Linked DNA regions of Homo sapiens: regions 2, 3 and 4 are each linked to region 1. Evidence: read pairs that join two places in POLR2A ChIA-PET (ENCODE). Cell type or tissue: A673. All regions are shown on one strand.

The links. Peaks named below come from ENCODE experiments on the same cell type or tissue, not always from the same donor. Only the 100,000 strongest peaks of a DNase experiment are listed, where the experiment ranks them.
Region 2: POLR2A ChIA-PET joins it to region 1 with 11 read pairs; 2 of 35 experiments call an interaction of 5 or more read pairs at or near these places.
Region 3: POLR2A ChIA-PET joins it to region 1 with 14 read pairs; 2 of 35 experiments call an interaction of 5 or more read pairs at or near these places.
Region 4: POLR2A ChIA-PET joins it to region 1 with 11 read pairs; 5 of 35 experiments call an interaction of 5 or more read pairs at or near these places.

What each region holds. Positions count from the first base shown.
Region 1 is chr6:131,379,482-131,387,481 of GRCh38, reverse strand. The region is part of intron 3 of LOC105378005 (a long non-coding RNA gene); the gene reads left to right. Among named protein-coding and RNA genes, the nearest start is that of ARG1, 190 kb to the left of the region's middle. In A673, no CTCF peak of the experiment used is centred here; DNase peaks (open chromatin) are centred at 3,121, 3,701, 4,591 and 6,321; H3K4me3 peaks cover 711 bases; H3K27ac peaks cover 7,682 bases.
Region 2 is chr6:130,897,816-130,905,815 of GRCh38, reverse strand. EPB41L2 (erythrocyte membrane protein band 4.1 like 2) reads left to right here. Exons shown (of 20, transcript NM_001431.4): 6 at 1,276-1,351; 7 at 4,636-4,854; 8 at 6,238-6,325. Among named protein-coding and RNA genes, the nearest start is that of SMLR1, 74 kb to the right of the region's middle. RefSeq lists a cis regulatory region at 3,475 and an enhancer at 3,391-3,560. In A673, no CTCF peak of the experiment used is centred here; no DNase peak of the experiment used is centred here.
Region 3 is chr6:131,120,598-131,128,597 of GRCh38, reverse strand. The region is part of intron 2 of LOC102723445 (a long non-coding RNA gene); the gene reads left to right. It also overlaps a transcript of AKAP7 not described here. Among named protein-coding and RNA genes, the nearest start is that of AKAP7, 11 kb to the left of the region's middle. In A673, no CTCF peak of the experiment used is centred here; DNase peaks (open chromatin) are centred at 2,937, 3,747, 5,877, 6,367 and 2 weaker places; H3K4me3 peaks cover 1,126 bases; H3K27ac peaks cover 6,262 bases.
Region 4 is chr6:131,281,931-131,289,930 of GRCh38, reverse strand. It overlaps AKAP7 (A-kinase anchoring protein 7), which reads right to left. Exons shown (of 8, transcript NM_016377.4): 8 at 6,399-8,000. Among named protein-coding and RNA genes, the nearest start is that of AKAP7, 150 kb to the right of the region's middle. RefSeq lists an enhancer at 7,582-8,000. In A673, no CTCF peak of the experiment used is centred here; no DNase peak of the experiment used is centred here; H3K27ac peaks cover 887 bases.

The DNA.
Region 1 (8,000 bases):
TGACCTTCCCTCCCTCACTCTCTCTCCCAAAACACAGGATGCCTTTATCTGCCTAAAGCAACCCACCAAAAGGAACAATTGTTTTTGTTTTTTCTTCCTCTCCCTGTAAAACCAAGACTGTAACTGTTACAGTACATAGCTAGTCAAGCACAAGCGGGGTGGGAGAGGGCTCTCCTGACCAACCAGGAATTTCACACTGCCTCTCTAAAATGATAATTGATCAGAGCAAGTGCAGGGAGAGGCAATTTCCCAATAGACACAAACTTGAAATTGGTCATTGGCAGCTTCTAATAAAATCTCAGGAATTGGGCAACTGGGCTCAAGCATGCGCATAAAGAGACGAAATGGCAGCGTATGGCCTTCTGGGGGCATTCTACCAGAAAAGGGAAGAACACCACATGTGAGCATGCATACAACTGCAGTACACACACTGCTCATGTTCACCTCCCACGTGTTAGCAGGCCACCACGCATGGGGGCGGCCCACTCCAAGGAAAGAATCATGGGAAAAGGGATTCAAGACTCCAGAAGTATGCCAGCATATAAAACCCAAAAGTCAAAAGGTCAAATGCCACACTCGTCCTTCCAGTCACCTATGTGGGTCTCTTCCAAGTGTACTTTCCTTCCTTTTGTTCCTGTTCTTAAGTTTTTTTTTTCCTTCTTATTTATTTATTTATTATTATTATTTTTTGAGATAGTCTTACTCTGTCGCCCAGGCTGGAGTGCACTGGCACCATCTCAGCTCACTGCAACCTCCACCTCCCGGGTTCAAGCAATTCTCGTGCCTTAGCTTCCCAAGTAGCTGGGACTACAGGAGTGAGCCACCATGCCCAGCTAATTTTTGTATTTTTAGTAGAGACGAGGTTTCCCCATGTTGGCCAGGCTGGTCTCGATCTGACCTCAAGTGATCCACCCGCCTCGGCCTCCTAAAGTGCTGGGATTACAGATGTGAACCACCGCGCCTGGCCACTGCTCTAAAGCTTTTTAATAACTTCCACTCCTACTCTGAAACTTGCCTCAGTCTGTTTTTCTGCTGTATGCCCGTCAGTCGAATTCTTTCTTCTGAGGAGGCAAGAATTGAGGTTGCTGCAGACAGGTACAGATTCGCTGCCAGGACCAGTAACTTGGATATTCGCCGCCCCTAACATTATTTTGGTGCCATGTGAATTATACACTTTCTCCCCCCTAACCTATTCACACCTGAACAGATCCATTCACAAGATAACATACAAGTTAATCTCTGCTCCCTGATCCATTCATTCTCCCCAGATTCCCTCAACCAAATCCTCCCTGCTCCCCACCTGTTCTGCTAGGATGATACACATGCGTCTGAACCACCTTGCAGGGTGGGCAGTCACTCCGGGATTCTCCCATATGCATGTTGTGTACACATTAAGTAAATCTGTATGCCTTTCCTCCAATTCATCTGCCTTTTGGGAGTTGACTTTTTTAGTGAACTTTGTAAAGCAAAAATAAAATTCTAAGCTCCCTCCCTCCACACAATCATCTGAATGAACCCCTCCTCTCAGCCAAGAGCATTCTGGAGTAAACCTGAAAATCCAGTTCAGGTCATAATGGAAGAGGGGTTTAGACATGCCTCATTGTACCCGTCCAGCGTTAATAGCAACACAGACGTTAAGCCTGATAAGAAACATTTACAATCTATTTTCTCTGAAGCCGGCTAACTGGAGGCTTCATTTGCGTGATAAAACCTTGGTCTCCACAACCCGTTATCTTATTTATTTATTTATTTATTTATTTATTTATTTATTTATTTATTTATTTTTGACGGAGTCTCTCTCTGTCGCCCAGGCTGGAGTGCAGTGGCCTGATCTCGGCTCATTGCAAGCTCCGCCTCCTGGGTTCACGCCATTCTTCCTCAGCCTCCCGAGTAGCTGGGACAACAGGCGCCTGCCACCACGCCCGGCTAATTTTTTGTATTTTTAGTAGAGTCGGGGTTTCACCGTGTTAGCCAGGATGGTCTCGATCTCCTGACCTCATGATCTGCCTGCCTTGGCCTCCCAAAAGTGCTGGGATTACAGGCGTGAGCCACCGTGCTCGGCCCACAACCCGTTATCTTCATCCAGACATTTCTTTCTACTGATAATAACTCTTTCAACCAGTTGCCAATCACCTATGACCTGGAAAATCTACCTATGACCTGGAAGCCTATCTGCCCACCCCCTTCAGGTTGTCTCTTCCTTCCAGATTGAACCAATATAAATCTTACACGTATTGATTGATGTATTATGTCTCCTTAAAATGTATAAAAGCAAGCTGTACCCTGACCACCTTGGGCACATGTCATCAGGACCTCCTGAGGCTGTGTTAAGGTCACGTCCTTCACCTTGGCAAAATAAGCTTTCTAAATGGACTGAGACCTGTCTCAGATATTTTGGGTTCACAACTTTCAGAGGGGGAAGGGGAAGCTCCCCCTGGGCTCCCCTACACCAAACACCCGCAGAAATAGGGGAATGGATTAAGCTGAATTCCCCCTATCATTTGATAGATAAATAGAAAAGAGAACTGGAGGCTTTGAAAAGAACCTAAGCCCTTCAAATCAAGCATTCTTTTGGAGGGTAAAAAATAAAAATAAATAAATAAATAAAGCCCTTCGCAGTTCTTCAAGGCACGCTCCAGAAAGACTTTATAGCTAAATAATGATTATTAGGCAAATTATTTTTAAAAACTTTTACATTGAGAGCCACATTATTCTTATTTTACACTGAGAACTAAAAAGGATTACCTTGAAATCTCCTCAAAATAGGTCTAGAATTGCTTTATGTTTTTTTAAAAAAAAGAGTGTCTGAAAGGCAGAAGGTTTTCTTTCCTTGTGTGTGTGTGTGTGTGGGCAGATTTGTGAGAAAAATGAAAGCCATGAAACTAGCTTTTTCTTCTCAAAAGATAAGTAGCCCCCCTACACCTTTTTTTAAATACAGAATTTTAGTATTGCTCAAAAGGATATGGGCATGTCAAGTGCCCTTTGAAAAATCCTTCTGATAGAAAGAAAAATAATCTAGACAGACCAGAGAACATCACAATTCCTTTAATCCTTAATAATTACCGGAACTGAGAGAAGAGCTTAGAGTATTGTTAAAATTCCCCCAAGGAAATGTCAAGCTCTCACTAGAAAAGGCTTTTTTTAATCAACACTTAGGACTCCAAGAGAAGAAGAAATGCGAGGAATTTCATAAGCTATTTCAGTTACTTGAAATTTTGTGAGTCAAACAGAGCCAATTCTGAATACATGTGGAGTGGGTGCAGCCGGTGCCCCACCCAGATCCTCTCCATCTGGCTGCAGTTACTGTGAGTGTTGGCCCCTGACTACTCACACCGCCCCCTTCCCTAGAGCAGTGCCCTCAGCTGAATGGGAGCGTCCTTGTCTGGAAGGTTGCACCCCACTCAGGGACACAGGATGGGGCAGCTGGCAACTAATGACTGCCTGACACAGAGATACAAAAGGTTGGCCTCTGTCTCCGGATGAGACAAATTGTGGGGCGGCTATGGCCCAGAGCTCCCCTGTGGGGCCTGGCTGTGGCAGAACTCATCCTTGCTTAGCTTTCTTCCCCTGTCAGATCTTGTTTTCCCAATTCCCTTTCTCCCAAGAACATGCCTTCAACAGCCCTCTTCACCAGAATCCCTGTCTCAGGCTCTGCTACAGGGAACCTAATCTTAGTGCAACTCAGGAAAACCTGAGCCCTCTTATGCCATTTTTACAATCTTCCTTCCTTCCTTCCTTCCTTCCTTCCTTCCTTCCTTCCTTCCTTCCTTCCTTCTTCCTTCCTTCCTTCTTCCCATCCTTCTTTCCTTCCTTCCTCAGAAAAGAGTCTAAGAGCTTCATACAATATTTATAACATGTCAGGTCTCTCTCCTGGGATATTTGCATTTTAACATGACACAAAGAATGTGACTGGAATTAAGAGATTCATTGTTAGTGGCTAAAGAATTTTGAGAGGGTTAACTTTTTAGCACCTAAACCAACACATCACAGGTCAGTATATACTGTGCCTAAATACAAGTTTCATCCTAATTAGAAAGTGCTAGTTTTGTTTTGTTTTGCTTTGTTTTTTTGTGTTTTTTTTTTTGCAAAATTATAACCTCTGCCATTGCCATAAAGACTCCAAGGGGCCCCTTCCAGCTTCTTCCATTCTCAGGAAGGCACAGAGGGGGTTCTGGAAGCAGGAGCCAGGGGTCTCTCTCTTTCTCCACTCCTGCCTCTCATGGCCTCATTCTCTCTCTGGAATCCTGGAATATTAGACCTGCTGGCTCAACATTTCCCAAATAATTCTGTGTTCAAGCACCTTTGGGGAACATCATTTATCTTATCCCCATTTGGGGGGAGTCACAATATCCTTAAAATATTGAATCTATGAAATATCAAAGTAAAGAATCCTATTTAACTTATTGAACCCAGACTTTTCTAAACTTACCCATAGAATCCTATTTTTGTGGATCATAGTTGAGGAAACACCAATCTGGTCCAATTCCTCATTTTAACACTGGAGGCCCACGGAGATGAGCTCCTCTGGGCTGCCAACTCCCTGAGTGACAAGCCACCCCAGCTCCACAGTAATTTGTAGTATCCTAGTGACAGTGCCGCTCTCTGACTACACTAACGACATGCTGCGCACCATCCCCGGGGTTCGCTGCTTTTGCCAATCGACAGACCAGCTGCACATTCTCCCTTCGCAGGGTGACTTTTCATGGTTAATGACTCCGTGTTTGAAATGCGAGCTTCAGACCTCCTGTTACATCTGTATAAATAGATAAAATTGACCCAGACCCAAGTTGACTAAACAAGAGACCTGTTTGTTTTTATTGTTTCTGTGGGGCTCCAAGCTGCCCTTTGAGGTCTTGGCATGTGGGATCTCACCTGTTTGAATTCACGTTTGAATTCACGGTAATTCTCTGTTCCATCAGATCTCAGTGACTTTGATGATTCCAGGGCTCTGTTTCTATCTGCAATTTTTTTTAAGGCAATTCGTATTTTATAAACACTTAGTAATTCTAGATACTTTTCCCTCCTGGTTTAGATGATCAACAATCACTGTTTAATAACAGTTTGGCTTTTTGACCAATGAAGTCAAATGGAAAGGCTCCCGTTCTATGAAAAACTGAAGTGTTTACACTCAAAATAACTTAGGCTTGTCTTTCAGTTCTAAGCATATGAAGAGGACTCACGGTTCCTCAGAGTTGTGTCCTTATGTCTGTAGTCTGTATTTTTATAAATAAACTAGAGCCATGGGGTGTGTATGTATTTAGAAATAAGCCCTCAGGCTTCATGCGGCCTTTCCAGCCCAGCTGAGGGAACTAGCAAACACCCTGTAGGTCTCGAAGGAAATCAGCCATTTTATACCCGGTTTAGGGTTCAGCCTTTTATCTGGGTCTAAACATGTTTATAAAGAAACTATTAGGACAGCTTGCTTTTTCAACACTCAAATCACCCGATCAGCCAGAATGGCCCTACAATAGAGAATCCTAACAAGGTCAGTCTGCCCCACTGCTCCATTCCACTCAGAAAAGCCCTCACACACTTCACAAGTTCAAGGAGGGAAGACAAATGTGCGTTTCTGTGTGGGCGCTAACCATGGTGCTGTAGACATCATTGCAGCTCAGCTTCGGCAGCCTAAAAATCCATCTGGGAAATTAGGGCCCCTCTCCCTTCCGATATCACAAACGGGAATGTCTCCTGACTTCCTGACATATCATCTTCCTGGGTTATTCTCCCTACGCACTGCATGAGGAGAGAAACAAAGCAAACTGAATCTTTCCACAATTAGATGGAAAAACATAATAAACTGAAAGAGGACCTTGTGTGCTTTGCTTTATTCTTCCAGGCAGGCATGCCGTCATCTCATCTCTCTTCCTTTGCTCCTGGAGCAAGTATGGTTTGTAGCCATTAGCAATGCAGCCTCTCCCTTAGTACAACTTCAGGAGTTATTTCAGACTACACACACACACACACACACACACACTCACGCACACACTGACTTAGGGAGTGAGAGTGGAAGGCAGTATGACATGGAAGGGAGAATTAAGGACAGTGATGAATCGAGTCCAGAGTCGGTAGTGTGACACTTTGGGTCCAACAGGCTGTGCCAGAAGCACCATGTTTCTGTGCATGAGAGGCCACTGGCTAAGGCACAACAGGCCCAAAAGGCCCCAGCTGGAGCGACAGCTGGAGTGGCTCCTCCCCTCTCCGCACTGCTGAATTTCCTTCCTGCTCCAACACAGACATGCCAACACCCTTCACTTTTAATTACACAAATGTAAAGTAAGTGCACAAGCATTTCAAGAAAATCGCTCAACAACTAGAGGAACAGATGTTGTAGCCTGAAAAGGAAGTCGTCATTTTGGTAAAGTAAATTTGTGTGTGTGGCCGGAGCTAATGCTCAGCAGGTGTGGGTACTGACTTCTCTAGGAAAATGTTTGTCTTCCTTGTGTGGAATTATTGATGGTTCCTGAGGAGGGAGATTCAGTTATTGGCCTGAATTTGTTTGCTCGGGTGGCCATAACAACGGGCCACATACTGGGGGGTTTAAGCAACAGAAATTTATTTTCTCACAATTCTGGAGGCTGGAAGTCCGAGACCAAGGTGTTGGCAGGGTTGGTTTCTTCTGAGGCCTCTCCCCTTGGCCTGTAGATGGTCATCTTTTCCCGGTCTCTTCATAGGTCTTCCCTCTGTGACTATGTGCTAATTTCCTCTTCTTATGAGGACATCAGTCTTATTGAATTAGGGCCCACCTAGTAAACTAATTTTCAATTAATTACATCTTTAAAGACTCTATCTCCAAATACAGTCATATTTGAGGTACTAAGCATTAGGTCTTCAAGACATGAATTTGGGTGGGTGTACAAATCAGCTCATCATATCACCTGATAGATATCGACTGATAGGTAGATTTTTTTCAGATTTTTTTAAGAGGTAAGGAATAGGAAAGAATCCATCAAGAACTGAAGCAAAAACACAAAATAAGTTGGACCAGGCTCATGGCATCCCAACCTAACAATGAGGAAGAGAATTGATAGTCACTTCTGAATGATGGTGTTAGTCATGACCAAAATGTACTCTTGTTAGACTACTGTATTCAGAAATATTTTTCCTGTTGGGGTACATTGAGTGAGGATAACTTTAAGGGTAAAGGATGGGGATTCACCTGAAGGAATAGAATGTGCCCACTGCCAGTCATCTGAGGAAGTATTTTCTTCTAGAACATGAAATAAAATATCCAGGGAAGCAAACCACAGAGTAGGAGATTCTTATGAGAATTCAGTCTGAAATCAAGATGCAGACCAAGATTTACCACACTCCCAGGGATGAGTCAGCCCCTGCTACGTGGACACAGCCCTGTAGCATTTATGCTATTTAAGCCACTGGTTAAGAGAGCCTAGCAGCAGCTTCAATTTAGCCAGTGAGATTAATAGCCACTGGACGTATTTGCCCAGTTGGTAGCATGGGGTGAGCAGAGAATGAGGGTTAGAGGCGGGGCTCTGGACCATGGGAATGCCAGCTCCTCTTCTTCATTTCATCCACTTTCTGAGATAACATAGCTTTTACTTATTTTTCTTAATTTTTAAACATTTTCAATTGTGGCAAAATACACATAACATAAATGTTGCCATCTTAACCATTTTTGGAAAGAGACAGGGTCTTGCTATGTTGCCCAGGCTGGAGTTCAGTGGCTATTCACAGGTGCCATCACAGCACACTACATCTTTGAATTCTTGGCCTCAAGTGATTCTCCCCTCTCTGAGTAGCTGGCATTACTGGCATATACCACTGCACTTGGCTTAACTGTCTTTAAGTATACAGTTCAGTAGTGTTAAGTATGTTCACTGTTGTACAACCAATCTCCACAACCTTTTTATCTTGCAAAACTGAAGTTCCACCCATTAACAAACACTCTCCATTTCCCTGGCCACCACCATTCTACTTTCTGTTTCCAGGAATTTGACTACTCTAGAGCTCTCATATAAGTGGAATCGTATAGTATTTGTCTT
Region 2 (8,000 bases), 480 kb after region 1:
CACTGAACAAGAGAATGGGATTCAAGGAATTTTTCTTCAGGTTCATAAATTAAACATCTCATAAGGTCTTTAAATATGTATAGAATGGAATAACTTGGCTGGGCGTGGTGGTTCATGCCTGTAATCCCAACACTTTGAGAGGCTGAGGCCGGGAGATTGCTTAAGCCCAGGGATTCGAGACAAGCCTGGCAACATAGGGAGACCCCGTCTCTGAAAGAGTAAAAAATAAGTTAGCCGGACATCGTAGCGCATGCCTGTGGTCCCAGCTACTTGGGAGGCTAGGATGGGAGGATCACTTAGGCCTGGGACGTTGAGGTTGCAGTGAGCCATGATCATGCCACGGCACTGCAACCTGGGCGACAGAGTGAGACTCTGTCTCAGAAAAAAAAAAAAGGAATAACATATATACACACACACATTTTTTTAATTTAAAAATATTATGAACTTGAAGTCAAACTCTAAATTCAGGCTAGTGGAATTATTTGGATTCCATTAGGAAAATAATACCTGCCCTTTCCCCCATAGTTTTACTTTTTTAAAGTTATCCTACACATGATCTATCAAAATAGCAGTTAAATTTTACGTATAAATAGCAGTGTTTTAACTTTTAACAAGCCATTTATGATATGGTTGCTTGACTTATTCATTCTTTATGGCACAATACAGCCAAGTGTATGTTATATACGAATATACTTACACCTACTCTACTAAAACCTGGGAAATAATTGTATTGTCCTAAAGTATCATGAAATTATACCATGCTTTCCCTTCTTGGGATCTCTTTTAACACCTTCTTCAAATAGCCCATTAATAATTTTTTGAATAGCTATTATCTCTTGATCATTACTCTCCTTCCCCACAACAATGTAGAAAATCCTGAATTTTAAAAAAAAAAAAAAGGGTGGAGAATATTTGGCAACAGGAGATCCTGTGGTTAAATTGAATCTTATCTCAGAACTATTACATGGAGGTTATATTAAAATTTTTGTATAATAGATCACCATATAAAACACATGTTGAGGTATCAGTAAATGTTTATAAGAAAGAGAACCTATTACTCTTTAATGGTGGCTTATTTATGTAATTGATTTCTATTTTATTTTTTATTTCATTTTTATTTTATAAACAATTTTAATTTTATTTAAATAAAAAAATTCTGCATGCTGATTTATAGTTGGATTAGTCTGTACTGTTTGATCCTTGACCTTTAAATTTTATCACAATAGTCATTCTTCTGTTAATTGGGTGCATAACTGTGATATTTAATAATTACAGACCTTCCATGGCTATTCACTTTTAATGTGAAGTTTTATCCTCCTGATCCTTCTCAATTGACTGAAGATATCACCAGGTACTTTATATTTGCATTTTTAAATGAACCTTTCCTTACAGCTCTCGTTTATTTTTGTGCCCTGGGAGCATAGTGGTAATTTCAGGATTGAAAACCAAAACAGTTTTTCTTAAGTTTTAGAAGTTTCCTTGAAAATGGGTACATCCAAATAGTTTGAAATGTTGCCAGTTTCAAAAATTTTATTCACTTTCTTTAATATCTTCATTTATATTCTAGTAATGAAAATTTTAAAAATGATACTGCTGACAACTTTGTTTTCTATGTTATACTTTTAAAAGTCACTAATATTTAATATTTGAGATTTTAATACCAAGGTCATTTTTATTGTATATAACTCATGTGTGCTTATATACTAGTCTCATATTACAAAGATGATATGAGGTTAGCAAAATGAAATTATTTTAAAAGTCCAATTGAACTGGTAATTTCTTTCTCTCTTCTCCCTCCAGAACCAAACAAGGTAGGATTTCTTATGTAGAGTCAATAGCTAGTTCATTTCCATCTCCTTGGAGATTGTGTGAGCTATAAGAACATACACTTGAATTGCAAAGAAAGGATTCTGTTTAGGAGCAAGAGAATATTTATTGATTCTGAGTACCTGAATGGCAACCAAGAAACATTGTGAATCAACAAGTACCTTGAAATCTTAGCCCAGTTAGACTGGGTACCAGAAACATTGTGAATCAATCAACAAGTAGCTTGAAATCTTAGCCTGATTACACTGGGTACCAGGGATAGCATTTCTTAGCTTTGGTGAGAGGAAGTATAAAGGGTTGATTTTTTTTTTTAAAGGATGATTTTTATATACCATATTTTTAAAAGGTTACTTACATGGTCAAGTACAACTGTGTGCAGTGCATGACTTTTAGAAAACTAGAGGGGCTTAGCAAAAGAGTCTGCTTGTCTTTAGTTCCTGTATCTTTGATGCTTTCTGCTGGGCCAGTTTTGTTGTCAGACATCAAGTTGTGGAAGTGGTTAAGAGTTCATAATATCCATGTGAAATAGCAAGGATGGAAATTTCTTTCCAATATTGGGTACATAGCAGGCCGGCCTTTTTTTTTTTTTTAAACTACTTGTTGCTGAATATGAATGCACTAATTAAGCTCTGAATGAATTAGCTTCACCTAGTAAATAATAAATAGTAGCTTTTGTAACTGCACAGTGAGCTACTTAGAGCATAAAACCTGACCGAATGGCATGTGTAGGATGCAGAGCTTCACTGCAGGGGTGCCTCTGAACAATGCATGTAACTGGGGCTTTGTGACCCAACACTCTGTACATACACTCCTCCTGGCAGTAATTTGTTTGGAGAATGATAATCCTTTGGTGATTGCAAGTTTGTAGCATCAGTACTTTGGTTTTCCATATAAATGGAACTTGAACAGTCTCCCTGTCTAGTGGGAGGAACAATATAGTCTGCTCAGCTAACTAAAGTTCTCAGTGGTGCAGCCTGAGACCAGCCACCTGCCTGTACTTGTGGCCTGGAAGCTTAAATGTCATGATCGAAATCTTCACCATGACTTGAGTGAACATTTAGAAGCTGGGGTAGGCTTCTGAGAAGGGCAAGAACACTATTTCGAATAATGTTTGAAGAATGCTTCATAGTGCTGTGTGAAGGTACAGTTGGGTAATTCAGGAAGCTCATGCCATTTTTTGTTTGAAGTTTTTAGGATTTAGACTTAGGCTTTGAAAACAGAGGAAAGGACCAATGTGAAAAGCAGAGACAATAATATAAAAGGAAGCAACAAGATGAAATCTTTGTGTTTAGGTTCTAAAACTTCCATAAAATGTGGAGAAACATCACTGTTGTTTATTAGAGAATTTGAGGATAACCTGGACCCATGGTTGAAAATTCAGTTGTCTGAAGTATGTACTGTTAATGCTTATGTTTTTCTACGGGTCAAGGAAACATATAATCCTCCTTAAAAGGAGATCTGCAAGGCATAAAATACTCAAAATACTGTAGTGATAGCGAGAAGACTTTCAGTCTCTCAATTACCGAGCACTTGTCATGTGGCAAGCCCTCCAGTAACTGTGGGACTATAGTGATGATAAACAGAGTCCCCGCCCTGCCTGATGATGTATTTGGGTGGTAATCCAGGTTCTGAACTGACCTGGCCCCATGTGCTGGGTTGTGCTCTCTGACCCAGTAACAACAAGGCCTGGACCAGAGGCCAGCACTCCCCATTTGATTGTGTAGGGTAGAGAGCAGGAAGAGGATTGGGCCCTAAAACCCAGGCCAGGCAAGTGTCCACAGGACTAAGATGGCCAGCTGCCAGTATGAATGCCAGTCTCTAAAAGGTCTTAAAGAATGAGGACTCTGCTGTTGATTTGGGAGGATCCATGGTGACCATAGCAAGTGGTGAAGTTAAAGAGTAGAAATCACATTTTAAAATGTTACCAAGAGGAATTGATAGTGGGGCTTAAAAGGTGGGGGAAACCCACAGGGTATATATGACATGTTTCTGCATTTTATTTCATGGAAAACGGAAATTCTTTTATAACCGTAGTGAGCCACATGGAACATTGAATGAGAAACATTATAGCCACTAATTATTATAGCTACTAGTTATTGATTCTTAAGCATGTACCAGATATTTTATTTATATTATCTAATGTTCATGCTCATCTTCAAAGGGAGGTAGAGTTCTTAGCGTCTTATAGGTGGGAAATTACCCTTAGGCAAGTAAATTAACTTGCTCAAGGTCATATAGAGTCAGGTCTTCCTGGCTTCAAAGCCCAGGCCTTTTCTGCTAAACTGAGCTAGCTACTGCTTTAAATGGGGTAAATGGAAAAGTAAGGGCTTCAAAGTAGAGATTTACCAATAACTGTTGTTAAAGGTGTTTCTGGAAAAGAAGAAATGTCAAGATGATAAAGGGTGGGTGACCTTAGCTTTTCTTACAAATGATTAAGACTAGTTTTTTTTTTTAATCTATTAATCCTTACATCTTTTGAGGGGCGTGCTAATTTTTATTACAGTTTGAAATCCAAGGAGACAGTTTAAGTGATTGAAATTTTTACTTCAGTTATAAAACTCTTATATATATACACACACACATATAAATTAGCCTTCTGGACTCAGTTTCTATAAATAAGCCACAAGTTTAGAAGCCCAAGGAGCAAGTTGAGGCTTTTTATTAGAGAAGATGATTTTTGCTGTTTATATGAAGAGTGCCTATATTGTATATTTGTTTTCAAAGGGGTACTAGCTTTTAAGGACTGTGAGTGCTCCAATCTCACCTAATGGTTCTCCCCTGACCCATTTCTCCCTCTGCTCCTCACAGATACTTCTTGTGCCTTCAGCTCCGGCAGGACATTGCCTCTGGCCGCCTGCCCTGCTCTTTTGTGACTCATGCTCTCCTGGGATCCTACACCCTGCAGGCTGAACTTGGTGACTATGACCCAGAAGAACATGGCAGCATCGACCTCAGTGAATTCCAGTTTGCCCCTACTCAGACTAAGGAGCTGGAAGAGAAGGTGGCAGAGCTGCACAAAACCCACAGGTCTGTTGCCTTGCTTACTGGAGAGAATGGCCATGGGAGATTTAAATAGCTTCTCTTGTAGCACTTACTAGACATTTGAGCATGATTTACAGGATTATCCAATTTTTCCTTTTGGAGTTTCACCTAGCACTAATCAAGGCAACGTGGAGCCCTTGAGGTATCCTTTCATTATTTTTATAACTACCGTCTGAGAAACTATACTTGTAAGACTGTATGTTTTCATGTATTGGAAAAATGTACTTTTCCCCATGACACCTTCTTCTCCCTATCCCCCTAACACATACACATTGGAGACAAACATGTCCACATACTTATTTGACATTTACTTTATATTTCTTCTGCCTTATAATTGTCCTTATTACTATATGTGGTAAGAAAGCTAGGGAGATAAGGAGGCATTGGGATTTGAATTACCAGTGTAGGTGGTGATGGACGTAGGAATAGTAACTGAAATGTACAGGTGATTCCGTTGGAAGATGACCCGTTGGTTTAGCTAAGATTACTTAACATTACATTAATACCATATTACGCTTCTAGAACATTTATATGTGTGTGAAAAGAAAATGGACTTTTTACACAAATTTTTATAACGCTAGCTACAAAATGATAATTTGTTCTATATTGCAAAATTACAGTTTTATTAAATATTACTAAAGTGATCTGAAAGGAACTTTCAAAAATTAGGTTTTTAAACAGGCCACATTCATTGATTTTTCTTTAAAAAAAATATGGTATTTGACTCTAAATGTTTTCTTATTAATTTACTTAAATTCTACTCAATAGACATTTGTTGTATAATTCTGATGTGAAATATCAGGTACTGACATGCCATGGGGAATGTGAAAATTAATGGGACATGATCTTGCTCTTTAGGAGCTTAAAGTTTACTTAGTTGGGTATATAGATAGGAATGGAAATAATTTTAGTATGGACAATTGATTTGTGTTACCTATCATAGGTATAAAATCAAATACAAGTAATTTCAATCTTTATTATGATCAACTCTAGTGAAATAAAATGAAGGAGTAAGAATGTGTTTATCACAGAAAGATGAGATCACTGTTTTTTATTCTCCAGTACTTATGTTGTACACTATTGCTGGGGCTTTTTTCCTCAGTGAAAATAATCAAAAGCAACTTTTTAAGATAAAATGGGTAAGAGTGGAGGTATACCTCCATGCAGTTTAGCAGGTTTACATTATAGGATCTTAAGGGAAAAATGTTAGAGGTTGAGAGTTGTTTTCTTACCATTTCCTACTTTTCTGCAAACTTGGCTGGGTAACTTTCTCTCCTCCAAACCCTCTGAGCACAGACACTCCTCCCATTCTGACTACATTTGCTCTGCATCCATTAATAAGATAATACTGTTTCTTTTGATTCTCAGGGGCTTATCGCCAGCACAAGCTGATTCCCAGTTCTTAGAAAATGCAAAGAGGCTTTCCATGTATGGTGTTGACCTACATCATGCCAAGGTACTGTAAATGTAACGGGGAGTAGCATCATAGTAGTCTGTTGACTGAGGTTTTGAGAGGGCTCCAGTTTCAGGATAGCACAGCTTATTTTTGGGAAAAGGATATTTGCTTTCAATTGAGGGTCTCTGGAATATTTCCTTGGTGACTAATTATGGGGTGTTTGGTTGTGGGAGGGACCATGTATTCTGTCTCTACCACTTGTTTTCCCAGTCTTTTTAATTAATGCCCTTTCATAGGTACTTACTATGACACACCTTGTCAGCCTTTTTTTTTTCACCGCTTATCCTGGTTTATTTTGCATTGCAGCTTCTGCTAGGCCAAGTGCTGTGTCTGTCCCAGTTCCCTCTCCCACCTCTGTCTTGGGAGAGGAGAGAAGACCTTAGCAACCATAAAAGGGCAAAAGTAGCATGGGACCACTTTCCAAAAAGCTTATGTTTGATGAAGGAGCCCTAGAGTTGGTCTTTTCCCTGTAGGTGTGTTTTGTACTTTGTGAAAGATAACGTAGGTGGGCCCAGGCTCTGGGTGATAAAGCACCTTCAGTCTAATTTGAAAGATGGTAAAAGAGTGGGACAATGGGGACATGGGAAGCCAGTCATAATCCTGAACACCGTAATCCCAAAAGATCAAAATCTCAAAAATATAATGCTCGAAAAAATAATTTTAAAAGTTATTTAAAAGACATTTATTTACGTTTTTAAGGGGGGATTTGAGAAACATAAAACACAACAGAAGTTCATAGGCCACTTTACACGATAAATTAGGCAGTAGTAACATACATTTTTTTTGCAAGCATAAACGTTCGGTATACTAACGAGAGTCACAGGGTATGAGTTATGAATAGACAAATCCTGTTCATAAAGAAATAAGTCAAAAAGTGAAATGTGTAAGCGCACATCGCTATAGTTGGTTGCCAGTAACAATATCACTTACATCATGGTTCTAGTTTAGATGATTATGTAGTGGGGAGAGTCGAGGAGAATGACAAGCAAGGTGAAATATGAATTTGGTTTTAAAAAATATGTCCAGAGTCAACATTTCCTTATGGTAGCCTGCTTTTAAAAGACCCTGCCAATCTGTAGATGTTGTTTAGAAGCCCAGATTATATGATTTGAGAAATCTCTAGGAAAGCTCCCCACACAATGATGTCTTTCCTCCCTAGGCCTCTGATTAATAATTCTTGCATTTGTGTTATTAATCATACTTCATATTTACAAAGCACTCTTTTTCTCCTCAGTGGCTTCCTTTATTTAAATATTTTTCTTTATTACAAAACTAATACATGTTCATCATAGAAAATAGAGGCAAACAGAAGGAAATAAAGATCACTTAAATCTTTTTATGCAGAAATAAGCATTCTTAATACCTTTTTTCTTTTCTTTTTTTTTTTTTAGACCCCTGGGCAGTTGAATTCACATGCCTTCTAAAAATGGGGTCATACTATGAGCATCATTTTTGTTAGTTTTTTTTTTTTAACTTACTATTATAAGATTTTTCTGTCAGTAAGTAGTCTCTGGCAGCATCATTTTTAACCACTAGATGCTGTATGCCCTTAATTTTAAAAAGTACTTTCATACCATCTCATTTTTTACAAGTATACCATCTCATTTAAAGTTTGAATGTTTTTTAATTTTACAGCTACATAAAACAGTGCAGAGAATGACTTGTTTAAAGCCAT
Region 3 (8,000 bases), 260 kb after region 1:
GCCTGCCTTGGCCTCCCAAAGCTCTGGGATTTACAGATGTGAGCCACCACACCCAGCCTTAAATTATTTATTTAAAATAAATTCCCAGAAGGAGGTGTGATAGGTAATAGATTCTAAATTATTACAAGCCTTTTGAAATGTGTTGCCAAATTATCCACCAAAAACTTCATGCAAATCTATATGCTTATAAGCAGTTCATGAAAGTTTATTATCCATCCCACTAACCCTCATTTTCTATTTACAATGTTCAAATGGCTGTTATTTTACCTCTTATTTCTTTTATTATTAATAAATCTGCATATTATTTCATGTGTTTCGTAACCACTTGCACACCTCTCTTTATAAAAAGCTTCTGCTTATTTTTCTTCTAAATCGTTTACCTTTTTCTACTACTTTATAAAATCCATTATTTTATTATATTTTTAACTTTTATTTTAGGTTCAGGGGTACATGTGCAGGTTTTTATATAGGTAAACGCATGTCACGGGAGCTTGGTGTACATATAATTTTGCCACCTTGATAGGAGGCTAGTTACTTTTTCCGATCCTCTCCCTGCGTCCACCCTCCACACTCAAATAGTCCCCAGTGTCTGTTGTTTCCTTCTTTGTGTCCACTTGTTCTCATTATTTAGCTCCCACTTACAAGTGAGAACATGCAGTATTTGGTTTTCTGTTCCTGTGTTAGTTTGCTAAGGATAATGGCCTCCAGCTCCATCCATATTCCTGCAAAGGACATGATTTCATTCTTTATTATGGTTGCATAGTATTCCATGGTGTATAGGTACTATATTTTCTTTATGCAGTCTACTGTTGATGGGCATTTAGGGTGATTCTATGTCTTTGCTATTGTGAATAGTGCTGCAATGAATATATATGTGTGCATGTCTTTCTGGTAGAATGAAAATCGATTACTTTAAATACTTTGTCATATATACTGAAAACATTTCCCCTAGTTTGTTATTTGTATTTTAATTCGTATATAGAAGTTTATAATGTGCAGAATTTGAAAATTTGTATGTAGTCTTATGTATTAATTTTCCTTAGTGGTTTTATTTCTTTGCTCTAATGATTTAAATGTTTTCCTTTCATTCCCTTTCATTTAAATGTTTCCTTTCCTCTATGGATTGTTTATAGTGGCTTCTACTTCTTTACTTCTGAACTTATTTGGTTGTATCTTATGAGATAGGGACTTTTTCTCTAAAGAAATCAAATGTCCAAGTGCCATCATGACATACAACCTATGGTCAAGGACTTCAAGGTCTGGGACCAGATGCAGTGGCTTAGGCATGTAATCCCAGCACTTTGGGAGGCCAAGGTGGGCAGATGACTTGAGGTCAGGAGTTAGAGACCAGCCTGGCCAACATCTCTACTAAAAATACAAAAAAATTAACCGGTCATGGTAGCATATGCCTGTAATCCCAGCTACTCAGGAGGCTAAGGCAGGAAAATCGCTTGCATCCAGGAGGCAGAGGTTACAGTGAGCCGAGATCGCGCCACTGCACTCCAGCCTGGGAGACAGAGCCAGACTCTGTCTCAAAAAAACAAAAAAAAAACAAAGCAAAATGAAACAAAAGAACTTCCAGGTCTATTTTCCCCACAAATCTACCTGCCCTGTCTCTTTTTCTCAGGTCATACTTTTCATCAGTCAATCTCACAAACTAAACTATGCTCATGTACTAAGTCCCAGTGAATTATTTTGGCAAAAATAATGGCAGGAAAACACTCTGTACACCTGATATGCAGGCAGCCACTTAGCCATTAAATTACTCCGATTTCTCTTTGTTCAAACCTCAGTTCTGGTCCTTGTAACCACACCATGAGCAGGGAAGGCTAATGGAGCAGCAGAGGGAGACAAGACGCATGAATATGGAGTTCCCTAGGATTCAGGTAGTGTGGCCCATTCACGCCACGAGCATTTAATTCTAAGTATATTAATGTATGCTGCTTCTTTCCCCTGCTTCTCCATGAGGGCAGGGATTTTATAGTCTCCATCCAAAGTCTAGTATGCAGGAGTTTCTAAATAAATGTTTATTGAGTTAGTTATTTAATGAACTTTCTAGAGATTGAACCTAATCTTAAAGAGTCAACTCTAATGGAAGCCAAGGATGGAGATTTTGGAGGTTTGAAGGCCTTTTGGCTGTTGTTTTTGCCTGCTCATAAATCTAATAATACCTGTGGACATTTACTTCTAGCATCATAAACTTGTTACATTTGTGGATATCGACTCAACATTTGCATCGCTAATTCATTCCTCAAGCATTACCCATGAAATGAAGGAATATTGTAATTAGTAATTCTTGGTACCCTGCCTATTTTCAATAAAAGGAAAAAGAAAAAAGTAAGCAAGAAAGAAAAGACAGCCAGCATATTCAATTACAGTATTGTCACATGTAAATAATCTGAGCAACCAAAAATAAGCCATAAATGTGTTTACCAAGATAAATTATTATAAATGATCTCAAGCCTCAAATTTGTCCAGAAATATAACTTATTTATTAAAGTGACTACTTATTTAATAACACAATGCCAATTGGAGAGAGGACACCTTCATGGCAGACAGAACATTTTTCTAAAATCATGTCATGTAGAAAATTATCCTAATGCCACATAGCCTCCAAGTCCACTGCCAGACAAGCTATCACAGAGATCATGGAAATGAAAGACTTCAAGACCAAATTAAACTGTTCACATCAACAGTTTATTAAATCAACTTAAAACACATAGCGAGAAAAGGGGGAAACAAGCAGCATACATTAATATACTTAGGATTGGATGTTCGTGGCATGAATGGGCCACACTACCTGAATCCTGAGGAACTCCATATTCATCCATCTTGTCTCCCTCTGCTGCTTCATTAGCCTTCCCTGCTGGTGGTGTGGTTACAAGGACCAGAATTCAGGTTTGAACAAAGGGTTCCATATATTTAAGGCTGCCTAAGCCACTTGCTGTATTGGAAGGATGCAAGGACAAGTACATCTGGCCACAGGGGCCTCATATATATGCAATGACTCATGATTATTAGGCATTTCTTTATCATTCCATCCCTTTTAACATGCATCTACATTTAACATATACATACATACTTTACTTACTAACCAGTTATCTATGTGTAACACATCTTAGTTCATTAATTTCAGTTTTCTTCTATAACAGATCTTAATGTTCTCAAACAATATAACATGTGCATGTTACAAATCTCTAACACAATTCCCTGACTGCTTAATCGGCTGTTGTTGTACCAAACTTTTATAACTCATCTTGAATTTCAACTTGGCATGAAAATCCTCCAGAAAGTTTGGCCTCAACTTTTGGTGTTCATTTATTTTTCCTAATAGTGACCAGCTCTGATTCTGGTTATTTCCAAAGTAACAGTAAAAGGAAAATGTTGTTTACCTATCTAGATTTTCCTCTCACTCCTAAGATCTGTACGTTTCCCACCCACTTAGATCCTTATTAAAAACTCCTTTACTTGAAATGCACCTTTTTATTCATCCTTGCTCTTCTTAATTCAAAAGAAAGAAGGAAAGAAGAAAGAAAGAGAGAGAGGGAGGGAGGGAGGGAAGGAGGGAGGGAGGGAAAGAAGAAAGGAAGGAAGGAACTAAAGAAGGAAGGAAGGAAGGAAGGAAGGAAGGAAGGAAGGAAGGAAGGAAGGAAGAAAGGAAGTCAGTTAGTTTATTAAGGTCTCAGCCTGGGCCTATTATTAGGTGGAACAAGTGTTCTCATTCACCTTCCTTTTCCCTCATTTGAGTTTTCTGTAGCCAATTCTGCCACAAAAATTTTGAATTTCCACAGTAGGCAACCACGAGAAAGCACTGCCTCCCTGTTCTCCCTCAGGACTTTTGCTGAATATATCACAGGCAGAGTGACCAGCTGTCCTGGTTTGCCCAGGACTGTTCAGTTTTAGCACTGAACGTCCCATATCCCAGGAAACCCCTCAGTTAGAGAGCCAGGAAGGGCTTGGAAGGGGAGGTAGTATTTAAGACCAGATTTGAAAATGAGTGGATTAAGGGCACAATACATTCCAGGGTTGTGAAGACAGGACTGTGCAGGTAGATGCTAAAGAGAGTGGGTCTACCAGTTTGGCTGGTTTGAGTGACGGAGGACTGGGAGACAAGGCTGGAAAATTTGGTTGGGACCAGATTATGGAAAGTCTTAAATGCCAGGCTAGGCAAATGGGACTTTATTACATCAGAATTGGAATTTGTTCAAGAACTCTGACCTTGGAACTGACATGATGAAGGATAACTCTGGAAAGACACATCTTTCAGGTCTGTGCAGGATTTATTGGAGGGGACAGAGAATCAAAGCCCCAAGCCCAGTTAGTTCACTGCCATACTACAATAATCCAAGTATAAGGGACAGAAATCTAAACAACAGTGTTGGCCTAGAAATGAAATAAAAGTGATAGAGTTAAGAGTTTGCAAGACAATAGTAAGTGAAACTCAGCAATTGATAATGTGGAGAAAGAGAAAGAGTTGGCTGATGCCAGAACATTAGAAGCAGAGTGAATTGGGTATTCCCAGAGAAGCCCAGAACAAAGAGGATGAGGAGTGGAAGAATGGAGAGAGGGGTGAGAGCGGAGTGAGCAGGATGGCGGACAGTGTGTGCTGAGGAGTGGGATCCTTCCCTGGATCTCACATACCTTCAATAAAGTCAATAATTAAGTTCACCACTCTTAGTTGTGAATGATTTTGTTCTGGAAACCAAGGAGATGGCTGAGAAACACAGAGCACACGAGGACCCCCTGTGCCTAGAGGCTGAAAGAGTCCTGTGATTATAAACCCCTAAGAATTGGCAGAAATCTTAGGGAGGGGCTAGACTTTCACATGCCATCAGAATTTGAGTCCCTTTAACTAGATCTTCAGAGGTGGGAGTGACATTGAGCTAAATTCTATTTAAATCCTAAAAAGGAACCAGTAAAGAGAGACAGAAAAGGAAAAACACTGGCTGGGCGCGGTGGCTCATGCCTATAATCCCAGCACTTTGGGAGGCCGAGGCGGGTGGATCATTCAAAGTCGGGAGTTCGAGACCAGCCTAACCAACATGGTGAAACCCCATCTCTACTAAAAACTCCACCAGGCATGGTGGCACGCACCTGTAGTCCTGGCTGCTTGAGAGGCTGAGGCAGGAGAATTGCTTGAACCCAGGAAGTAGAGGTTGTAGTGAGCTGAGATCGCACCACTATACACCAGCCTGGGTGATGAAGTGAGATTCTGTCAAAAAAAAAACCAAAAAAACCAAAACTGAATAATGGGGGTGAGAGCTATAGAGTCTGTTCAAATGAAGGCAGTGATCTCACACAGGATGGAAGCAAGTTAAGGAAAGATGGGTCCTGGTAAGTATTTGGATGGGTCGTGATTAAGGGAACTACTTTCTAAAGATGTCAATTTGCTTGATGGAAATAAGTGAAGTCATTTGCTGGGAGGAGAGGAAGACACTGAGGAAGGACTCTTGGCAATTTGGAAGTTATAGGTGTACAAGTGATCATTGAAACTATGGATGTGGATGAGGTCACCGAGAGAGGGTATATAAAGTTAGAAAATTAGAGGGCTGCAGACGGAAGACCTTCACTATCTTTGCGATTAGAATCTGAATTTTTTTTTTTTACATTTTGTCAGCTGCCTGAATTATTACATACTTAATGCATTTCTTCTTTTCTGGCCAAGAATAAGAAATAAACACTGTTGAGGACATTTACATCCAGAACATTGATTCTTTTTCTTCAGTTAAAATAAAAGAGATCATTTACTTATTACGAGGTATACTCTAGCTTGTATTATTTACTCAGAAGATAATGATGTCTTATATTGTGGATTTTGAGATAATCTCTATTTTTATACACTGAAGTAGTTAGTGTTCCTGACCACATTTTGAGCAAATGCCAGATTGGCAGATTAGGCTTAACAGCTCTAATTAGGCTTCCTGAATTTGATTAGTGCTAGGGATTAGTTTCTTCTTTGATAGTTTATTTCACAAGATTTCTTAGTTTGAAACTGTGTTTTGCTGACTATTTTTGGTATCATATACATCATATAAACCATCATTATACATTCCAATAGACCATTCTTCATTGATGATTTGTTGTTGTTATTCCCTGGTAAGATTTTCTGAATACTAAAAGGAAAATATTAAGAGCGATATCAAATTTCACTTTCTGGGTCATCAGGGCTCTATATTACTATTTGTTGGTTTCATTATCTTCCTAACGTGCCGGAAATTATTGATGCAGTTTATGTTCAAACTTCTCATTGTTCATTCTAAAATGTGTGTTACAATTGTTTTTTCAGGAAGATATTAACATAGATTATAGTAATAGGATATTAATATCTGGGCTAGCAGATTTTACATCTTATTCAACTTAGTCATCTCATTGCTTATTTGGCATAAGTATTCCTCGTTTTTTAGTTGTGCAATTGATATTTAAAACAGGCATCATACAAGCCTTAACTGGCAATGCTAATCTTATTTGCATTCCAATTAGAGTATAATTGACAATTACACTATGAGGTTTTCTTTGAATATTGTAAGAATTAGAAGATACAAGAAGTGGAAAAAGTAGTAAAACTTTAAGAGTACTAGAGAGAAATAGAATCAGAGTGGGAGGAAATTTGAGTCTATTTTCCCTTACACAGTAAAATATTTCCTTACAGATGGTCATCTATTTGAATACATGGTCCAACTAAAAGCTCTTTGTCTAAATATTGTGTGGTTTCAAACGGCAAATATCTTCATTGTCTATTGATTGATCTAGTAATATAGTGAAAGACAAAATAATTATAGCCAACCAAACTGCAAAAATTCCTTTACTATAAAGTATTAGCTACAAGGCAGGCATGGTGGCTCATGCCTGTAATCCTAGCACTTTGAGGGGCAAAGGCAAGTGGATCCCTTGAGCCCAGGGGTTCAAGACCAGCCTGGGCAACATGACAAATCCCATCTCTACAAAAAGTGCAAAAATTAGCCAGGCGTGGTGGTGTGCACCTGTAGTCCCAGCTACTTAGGAGGCCGAGGTGGGAGAATCTCCTGAGCCCAGGGAGGTGGAGGCTGCAGTGAACTATGGTTGAGCCACGGCACTCCAGCCCAAGTGACAGAGTAAGACTCTATTTCAAAAAAAAAAAAAAGAAAGAAAATATTAATTACCCAAGGTCCTCTGATTTTTTTCATTCTTTTATCACTTCAGAGTAACAGTAAATTTTATAGACATAATTTATATATATATAAACCATATATAATACTATGCCACTTTTAATTAATATCTTTCAAATATCTCTCTCAAATAGGTATTTTATATATATAATAATTTGTATTATATTATAATGCCTTATTGTGTTAATATGCAATCATTTGTTTAACCAGTCCCCAAATCTTGAGCATTTCCAGTAGAATCCACTTACAAATATCCTTGGATTTTTTTCTCTTTCATTTGTATCATTTTCTTGATCCATATACCAAAAGTAAATTTATCAAATTAAGAGGAATGTTCCATTTTATGGGGTTTTGGGGGTTTTTTGTTTGTTTATTTTTGTTGGTTTTTTTTTTGCGTAGGTAAAATATGGTAGTCATATGATGACAATCTATACAGCAATTACAGAGGATGGACTGATCTACATTAACTAACATGCACAGATCTCAAAAACATCATTAAGCAAAGCAAACAAATTGCTAAACAATTCAATATACCATTTGCATTAAACACACTATTTCCAATGAGTTCATATATGTATGTAAAAATATTAAAGTCTAAATGGAAGTATAACAAACATAACAGCCATTAAGAGGGGAAGGGACAGGAATGGGGAGTGGTTGGTAGCTGAATGACAGTATCTTTATAACAACCTAGTTTCTCAAAAGGATAATGAATTCATGCATTGCTTGGGTAATTAGAATGGATTTAACTTTTAAAACAAAAAAGCTGGCTGGGCACGGTGGCTCATGCCTATAATCCCAGCACTTTGGGAGGCCAAGGTGGGTGGATCATGAGGTCCAGAGATCGAGACCATC
Region 4 (8,000 bases), 98 kb after region 1:
CTTACCTTCGGTTTCAGTTACTTGGTGTCAACCTGTTATCGAGCAAATGGGGCTCCCTGCCTGATGTGCTGGAAGTCAAAACTGACACCAGATTTTTTGAGAAAAGAAAAGCTTTATATTGAAAATCGTCTCAAAGAGACAGGAGTCAAGCTGAAATCTGTCCCCCTGTGCTGGCCTTAAGGCAGTAATTTTATTAGAAAAAGTTTAAGGGGTGGATACTGGGATTAGCAGGTGGTTGGTGGAAGGAAAGGGGAGGTCTGGAAAGTCCGTGGGCATGCTCAGTTATCTCTTCATGCCACTTCATGGGTCCCGTGTGCAAATTCAGGGGGAGTTAGTATGAAACATGCAGTGGGAATTCAGGCTATGACTTCAGCAGGTTCATTCTGCACAAATGCCAGTCTGCTATCTGAGTTCAAACAGATTTCAGCCAGTTCTTTTATCTCATAAGAAGAGCAAATTTCAGTGTTTCAGCAGGTTGTTTCTTATCTGCCATCATGAAAACTCAAGAATTTCTGATAGACATTGCTTGTTGGTTTCTTTTTTTTTTTTTTCTTTTTCTTTTTTTTGAGATGGAGTCTTGCTCTTTCGCCCAGGATGGAGTGCAGTGGTGCGATCTCAGCTTACTACACCCTCCGCCTCCTGGGTTCCAGTGATTCTCCTGCCTCAGCCTCCCGAGTAGCTGGGATTACAGGTTAGCGCCACCATGGTCGGCTAATTTTTGTATTTTTAGTAGAGACAGGGTTTCACCATGTTGGCCAGCCTAGTCTCGAACTCCTGACCTCAGGTGATCCACCTGCCTCAGCCTCCCAAAGTGTTGGGATTACAGGCGTGAGCCACCTCAGCCTCCCAAAGTTTTGGGATTACAGGCGTGAGCCACCACACCCAGTCTGTTAGTCATTGGTTTCTCTAACTCTTTGGGACACAGTTACAAACTAAGTTCTGAAAATAAGTGAGCACAGTACAATATATTCTAAGACAGAGACCACATTCACATAACTTGTATTATAGTATAGTATTATAATTGTTCTATTTTATTATTATTGTTAATCTTACTGTACTTAATGTATAAATTAAACTTTATCATAGGTATATATTAGAAGTATAGAATAAACTTACCTGTGTATAGAAGAAAACATAGTATATATAGGGTTTGGTACTATCCACGGTTTCAGGCAGCCACTGGGGATCTTGGAACATAACCCCCATGAATAAGGGGGGACTACTGTACATTTATTATAGACTTTTCCTCTTAAGCATATAATGTAAAATACTTTAACTTCCTTTTTTAATGAAATGAATAAGAAATAGCCCTGTTATTATATTAAGTAATAATATGTTAATCATGTCATATTGTTTTAAAATTTGGAGGCTATCTTCTCTATTTCACTATCTAAGTCTACCCAAAGAATCACATAAACCAAGAAAATTCCTGCAACAATGGCATCATAACTGTCATCACAACTGATCCTTTCAGCCATTTTCCAAGTGCAGTAACTAGGTATTTTGATCCATGTCACATAAACTATGCCGGTGGTTTCATTTTCCTGTTTTCTATCCCAGTTCCTGATAATGTGTGTACAGAACCCCAGTGAGCATGTGCTCTTCGAGACTAAATTACTTCTTGATAATAGTGGAGGTGGGAAGGAGCACTAACTCTTTAACACTGCTGGGAAAGCACTATTTAATAGTGTACTCCTCAACTGGGGGTTGTGTGACCCCTGTCTGAAGTGGATTGGGAAATGTGTGGGGCACATTTTTGTTGTCACAATAACAAGAATCTGCTACTGGCATTTAGTGTCTGGGGATCTGGATTGGTAACTTACTATGCACAGAACCATCCCACACTACGAAGAAATCTCCAATCCAAAATGCCAGTTGTGCCTTGTGTTGAAATACTGATTTAGCGAGTAGAGCCTTTATTAGTCAAGATTTTTAGCTGCAAATAACAGAACCAACTTCGGCTAGTTTAAATGGAAAGGGAACTAATTAAAGGATATTCAGTAGCTCACAGAATCCTTAGAAGGTCCAGAAAATTAGGCTGGGTGGCTAAGCAGTAGGAACAATGCCTTATTACACTGCCAGCTGATCTGGGAGAATCCAGCTGGTGCTACTTTTTTACCAGCTTGTAATTCTTACACAGAATAGGGATATGTGGGATGTGGGACACCCCAGCCAGGTAGGGCCTTTGCCACTACTGCTTCTGAGAGCTGGCTATCTCTCCACCATCCCTGCCAGGATGAACTGATTCCATGCAGGGTTTCCCTGTTGCTTGGTGGAGCCCAGGTCACATATCTGAACCCCAGTGACATGGAAGGCTGAGGGTGAGTTCTTGGCCTCCACCTTGGGGCCTCTGTCCCAGGGAAGCAAGGTTCACAAGGTAGAAAGCTACACGAAGACAGAAGAGGAGTTCAAAAGATACTGGGCAGTCACCAAGTGTGACAAATGCCCACCAAATCATCAAAGGCCCTTGTTACCTCTCCCTAAAGACACTTCTTGAGCATGGACCTGGGAAAAACAGCTTCTAAATTTGTCTTCCAGAATCTTGAAAAGATATGCTTAGTATCTCCCCACTGTTGCATATTCATTCTATTTTCTCTACTTCAATTAGCATATCAGATATTCTTTGGATTCGTGCATAAGTATCATTTTCGTTTCTTTCCTCAGCACTGTAATTCCTGTCCAGCTGTAAGATTAATTTCTTTGTCCTCTTACCTCCTACAACTTCATATATCCCACATTAGTGGTTTCAAAATAAGATTTTTTGAAATTATGGATAAGATAACATATGTGACTAAAAAAAATCAGTGAAGACAATGTCTTTCGTTTGAAGATATTATCATGGCAATATTGTGCCCAAGTGGTTTTGGGCAGGAAGTATCAGGAATAATTTAAAGCATTGTACCAGGCCAGGTATGGTGGCTCATGCCTGTAATCTCAACACTTTGGGAGGCCAAGGTGGGAGGATCACTTGAGGCCAGGAGTTCAAGGCCAGCTTGGGCAACAGTAAGACCCTGTCTCTACAAAAAATTTTAAAATTCACTGGGCATGGTAGTGTGCCTCTAGTTCCAGCAACTCAGGAGGCTGACACAGGAGGATCCCTTGAGCTCAGGAGTTGGAGGCTGCAGTGAGTTATGATCTGATTGCACTGCTGCACTCCAGCCTGGGTGACAGAGGAAGACCTTGTCTCTAAAAATAAATAAAGCATTGTACCAATTTACTGTGTTTACCTAAGAACAAGAGCTGCTTCTGCATATACCAAAAGTTGGCAGGACTGCAAGCAGGACTGTGTCACTTTTCTCAGATCAGTCAAAGAAAGTAACACGTAAATATATAGGGCAGTGTCACTGAATAGTAACTTTTCAGAAATAATGCGAACCATTACAGGGAAAGCAACATAGATTTACTGAAAACAATGAATTTCTTACTTTAATTGTTTCTTTGATGCTGTAATAGAATTTCATGGTCTTCCAATAAATGATTAAATGATGGAATATGCAGAGGAGTAAATATTGCAGTTTACATTTTAAAATCATCCCAAATCACCTAACTTTATCAGTTACACTTAATGGATTCAAATAAGTAGTTTTGAGCATATCACCTTGGAGATGATAATAGCACCTTCCTCTTTAGAAGCTCTCAAATTACCTTATAAATAAGCCTTTATCCTCAAAACTGTGATGCAGAAATGAAGTGCTGTAGTTAACATCACAATTTTAAATTCACTGACTCTAAGTGAACTGCTTTAATATTCATTTTCACTGTGAATGAAATAATCTAGGGACTTGTCTCATTAGCATCTGTGCTGCTCTCAAATTCATATAGGGACCTAGAAACTATTTTTTAAAGTACACCAAGTTTATTTATTTTTATATGAAGTCTATCTACCTAGGAAAACTGGAATTTAGGGTTGTATCTACAATTTGTTTAAAGTTAAAATTATTATAGGTGAGATTTGAAAGTGTTGAAAATAAGGGATGACGAAAGGTTATCCATTCATCAATTTATGTGTGGAGATACTAAAAGTTTAAATTTACAGTATAAAATCTACAGTTTGTATAATGAAATAAATCACTATCTTGATTGTATAATGAAATAAATTCCTAATTTGCTCCATGATGTGATAGATGGTTTCTGCATCTGTGATCGAATGCAGAGAAGCAAACACATCTGTTTGGTCACATGCCTGAAATAATGTCCAGAACATGAAGTCAAACTGCTTTAATTACCTCCTTATGGGAGTGCCTGGCTGCTGGGATGACTGGAAGGTAACACATTTGGAGTTTTGGAATGAATAATTTGAATCTTAAAATTATTAATCTTAAAATTAAGATTTTTTTGTCTCTAAATTAAAAATTATTAATCTTAAAAATTAAAATTTATTGAATATAAATCTAGTATATCTCAAAGCCCTATAAAAATAAATACTTCTATGCTGAGAAGTAGACTAATACAATAATCATCTAACATTTTATAAATGGGTCCAAGTTCAAAGCTGACAGAATTTTGTCCTGCTGTTGAAAATATTACTTTTTGACATTCTTAATTCATCTAGGACATATTATTTTTCCAGTGATTGATCCCCAAAAATGTTGGCATTTGTTGATAAATATGAATATGTGCCACTGGGGCTTCCCTACACGAAGCTGACAACCAACACAAGTCAAACAGAGTGTAAAGTCTTCTAGAACTCTAAGCTCTTCCTGCCAACAGATGGAACAGCGTGGCCCCTTCAAGGCCTCACATAGCAGTAGCTAACTGAAACAGCGGTGTCTGCATGAGTAGCATCATGGTGTGGTCACAAAGAGCACTGTTCTAGGATCCTTGAAAATCACCTTGCCAAACTCTTTCCAATTCCAGATTGGGCAGTGAGGCTCAGAAAAGTGAATTAGTTTGGTCAAGATCATGTGTCAGTGGTGGACCCAAGTCTAGAAGACAGTCTAGAAGGCCCAAGCCAGCACTCTGTTGCCAACCACGCAGCCTCCCTGTCACAAGACAAGGCTACATAACATACAGTACCGACTCAGGACAACTCACTCTGCCTACGTGACCCAAAGAGCAGTTATTCTGTGACTAATGGGAATAAAGTCACTTGGAACATTTCAGATCCCAAACATAGAGTTCTGCAAATTAATGTCTTATTCACTTTTAAAAATGGAAAATAAAATTTTTTATTTTATACCTTCCATTTTCTTCATAAACCTTCTTAAATGGAGCTTTCATTGGTAAGGATTAGAATCCTTAATCCCTATATTAAGTATCTGGGTGATGTGATTTTCAGTTCTATCACATCAGCTGATCACTCTCATGTAAGTTCAGAGAAATTCAGGGCTGCAAGGAAGCTGGTTTAGTCAAAAGAAAGTGACTTTCCTTTTCTTACACTTTTTAATTTGTCAAGTATATCGTACTTGGTGGAGAGAAGTGCTGCATTTTGGAAAAAGTGTTGGCTTTGAATTAGAACAGATCATAGTTTAAATTTGGCCTCACCTTTATTAGCTTATAACCCTGGGCTATTTAACCACACAGGGCCCCTGATTCCTAATTTGTAAAAGTACTAATTACTTCCTAATAGGGTCACTGAAGGGAAGAAATTTAATCATACGCCTAAATCACCTGGCACACAACCTGGGACTTAGTATTTAACAAAAATCATGATTTTAAACTAAAATAACAGTAAGACATGTAACCCCAGATTGCAAAAAGTATATACTATTTTAGCCTTTCAAATTATCTAGATGGACTGGGAATCGCTCCCAGAGGATATCTGTATATACACGCTGAGAAGTGCCTTCTCTCCAGAAATACTGTTCACTTAGATTATGGGGTGGTAAGGATAACACCGGGGCATTGACATAGAGCCCCAGGTGACAGTTCAAGTCCAGTTCCCTGATAGCAGTGGGGCCCTGGATAAGGCATGCCACCTTTTGGAGTCTGTTTCCTTGTTTGAAAAACAAGGCAAGGCCAAAACTATCTTTGCTTTCTACCTTAAGGATTTACTTAAAGAAGCCATTTACAAACAAACAGTCAAGCCCTCTACCACTGAAAAGGGTTTCATGGCAAACAGCTCCCAGGATTCTGCACCTGGATGGACCTCCACTTTTCATCTTTGCTAGGATGTCACATCAGTGACACATTCTTAGCTGTTTATAAGACGCTATTTAGATTTTCTTTGAATTTAAGGTTCTGTTGTTAATTCTCTGTGAAGCTGACTGATTTGATATGATTTTAAAGGGTAAAGTTGAAGGTGCTTTGACAACTGTGCTCTCTTAGCATGAAGGACGGGATCATAAAGGTGAAGCAACACTGAAACTAAACTATTGGAGCTCCGATTTATGACTTCGTTACGCCAACATAGATCCAACTACTCTCAAGAGTGAAAAAAAGAAATGAGGAAAAGCAACAAGGGAAAACAATATGTTTATTAAGAGCCATGAAAATGCATAAACTCATTTGTAAATAAATGTAGTATAATTTACCCAGTGAAAAAATAGCTAAAATCCATGAGTAAACTGGATTTTATATTTGAAATGATTTTACATATTTGATCTCCAGTGATTTCCCCTCCATCATGATCTACTCCATCAATGACTATAGAAAAAGTTGTTACCAACAATCATCATACCGGGGAAGTTTTTCAAGATGCTCTTTCAAACAGAAGCAGTGCAAACAAGTTCAGATGGCAAGGGATACGATAAGACCTGGAGCTTATCTTCGGACACGTAAAAAATAAAAATCCCAAACATGTATTCCTTAAGAAATGAAAAAGCAGAACAACATTTTGATCAGTGAAAAATATTATAAGGATATATAAAACATTCTTAACCAGTGATCGCAATAATTACATTTATAAATGTTCATTCAAGTACTATTGTTCAATAAACATTCAAATTCTCATTAAAAGTAACACTAGATGTAGACACACCTGGACAACGCTTCTTTTGATTTAGCAACAATTGTGTCAACAGGAGGCAAGTGACCCTTAAAATACTGTTGTTGGCTCTGTTTTATTCTGTTTGTGAATGATTTGTTCACAGTCTGTATGTTTTTTTCTGCAAGGACCCGAGAAATATCTCACAACAGCTAATTAAGAAATCATTTCTATAAAATAACTCTCAATATTACAGAAACAGATATTCTAAAACACAAGTGTAGCTCAAAAAATAATTGGGCAGAATCAATTTTCTTTGGCAAGAAATTGCTAATTCCTCACCAAATGTTGGTTTGCTGTTGTGCAGACACTATCAGAAACTTCTTTGGTGTTTACCAAAGAGCTACTTAATAAGCTGAAAAGATTTCATAAGCTATGTTGTCACAATCGCAATGTAGAGCTTATGTCAAAGTTGTGCTGAAATCAACGTCATTTGCTGAATTACTGTTGTTAATAAGTCTTCCTTCAAAAAGCTCCCTCCTAATTCTGGCCTGAGTCTCAGGCTTTAATAAAAGTTCCTTTATCTGTTTCACTTTGGACTTCAGACCCATCGTTTCTCGATGCAAAGCTTCATTAATTAAGTCTCGAATTCCAATAGGTTTCTTGCCTAAGAAAAAAAAATTATATAATAACATTTCATTAAATATGGCATACTGACTTATCAAAATAGGATTTTAAAAAAACTTTAAAATGTTGCCCACATTTTATAGAAAAGGTTGCATTTCACCAAAAATATATCATTTACATGAAACATAATTTACTATAAATAAAGATCACACTGCATAGCAACAGCACACTTAGGACAAACATGAAACATTATGGACTAATTGTACAGATGACAATTCCAACAGTGATTATTTTAAACTTAGCACTTGATAGCTGTGTGTGAGAGTTCTGGCCTCAGATAAAGTAGTCAAATGCCCTGCTAAGCAATATAAATGGCAGTATTCCATTGATGGCAAGGCCTCTTTCTCGGCCTTTAATTTGCGTCCAGGAGGCATAACCCAAAGTTCCCTTTCCCTTGTGCGTGGCTGAGGGCGAATGAAACTTGGGCCATTCTTCTTTCATCAATTAA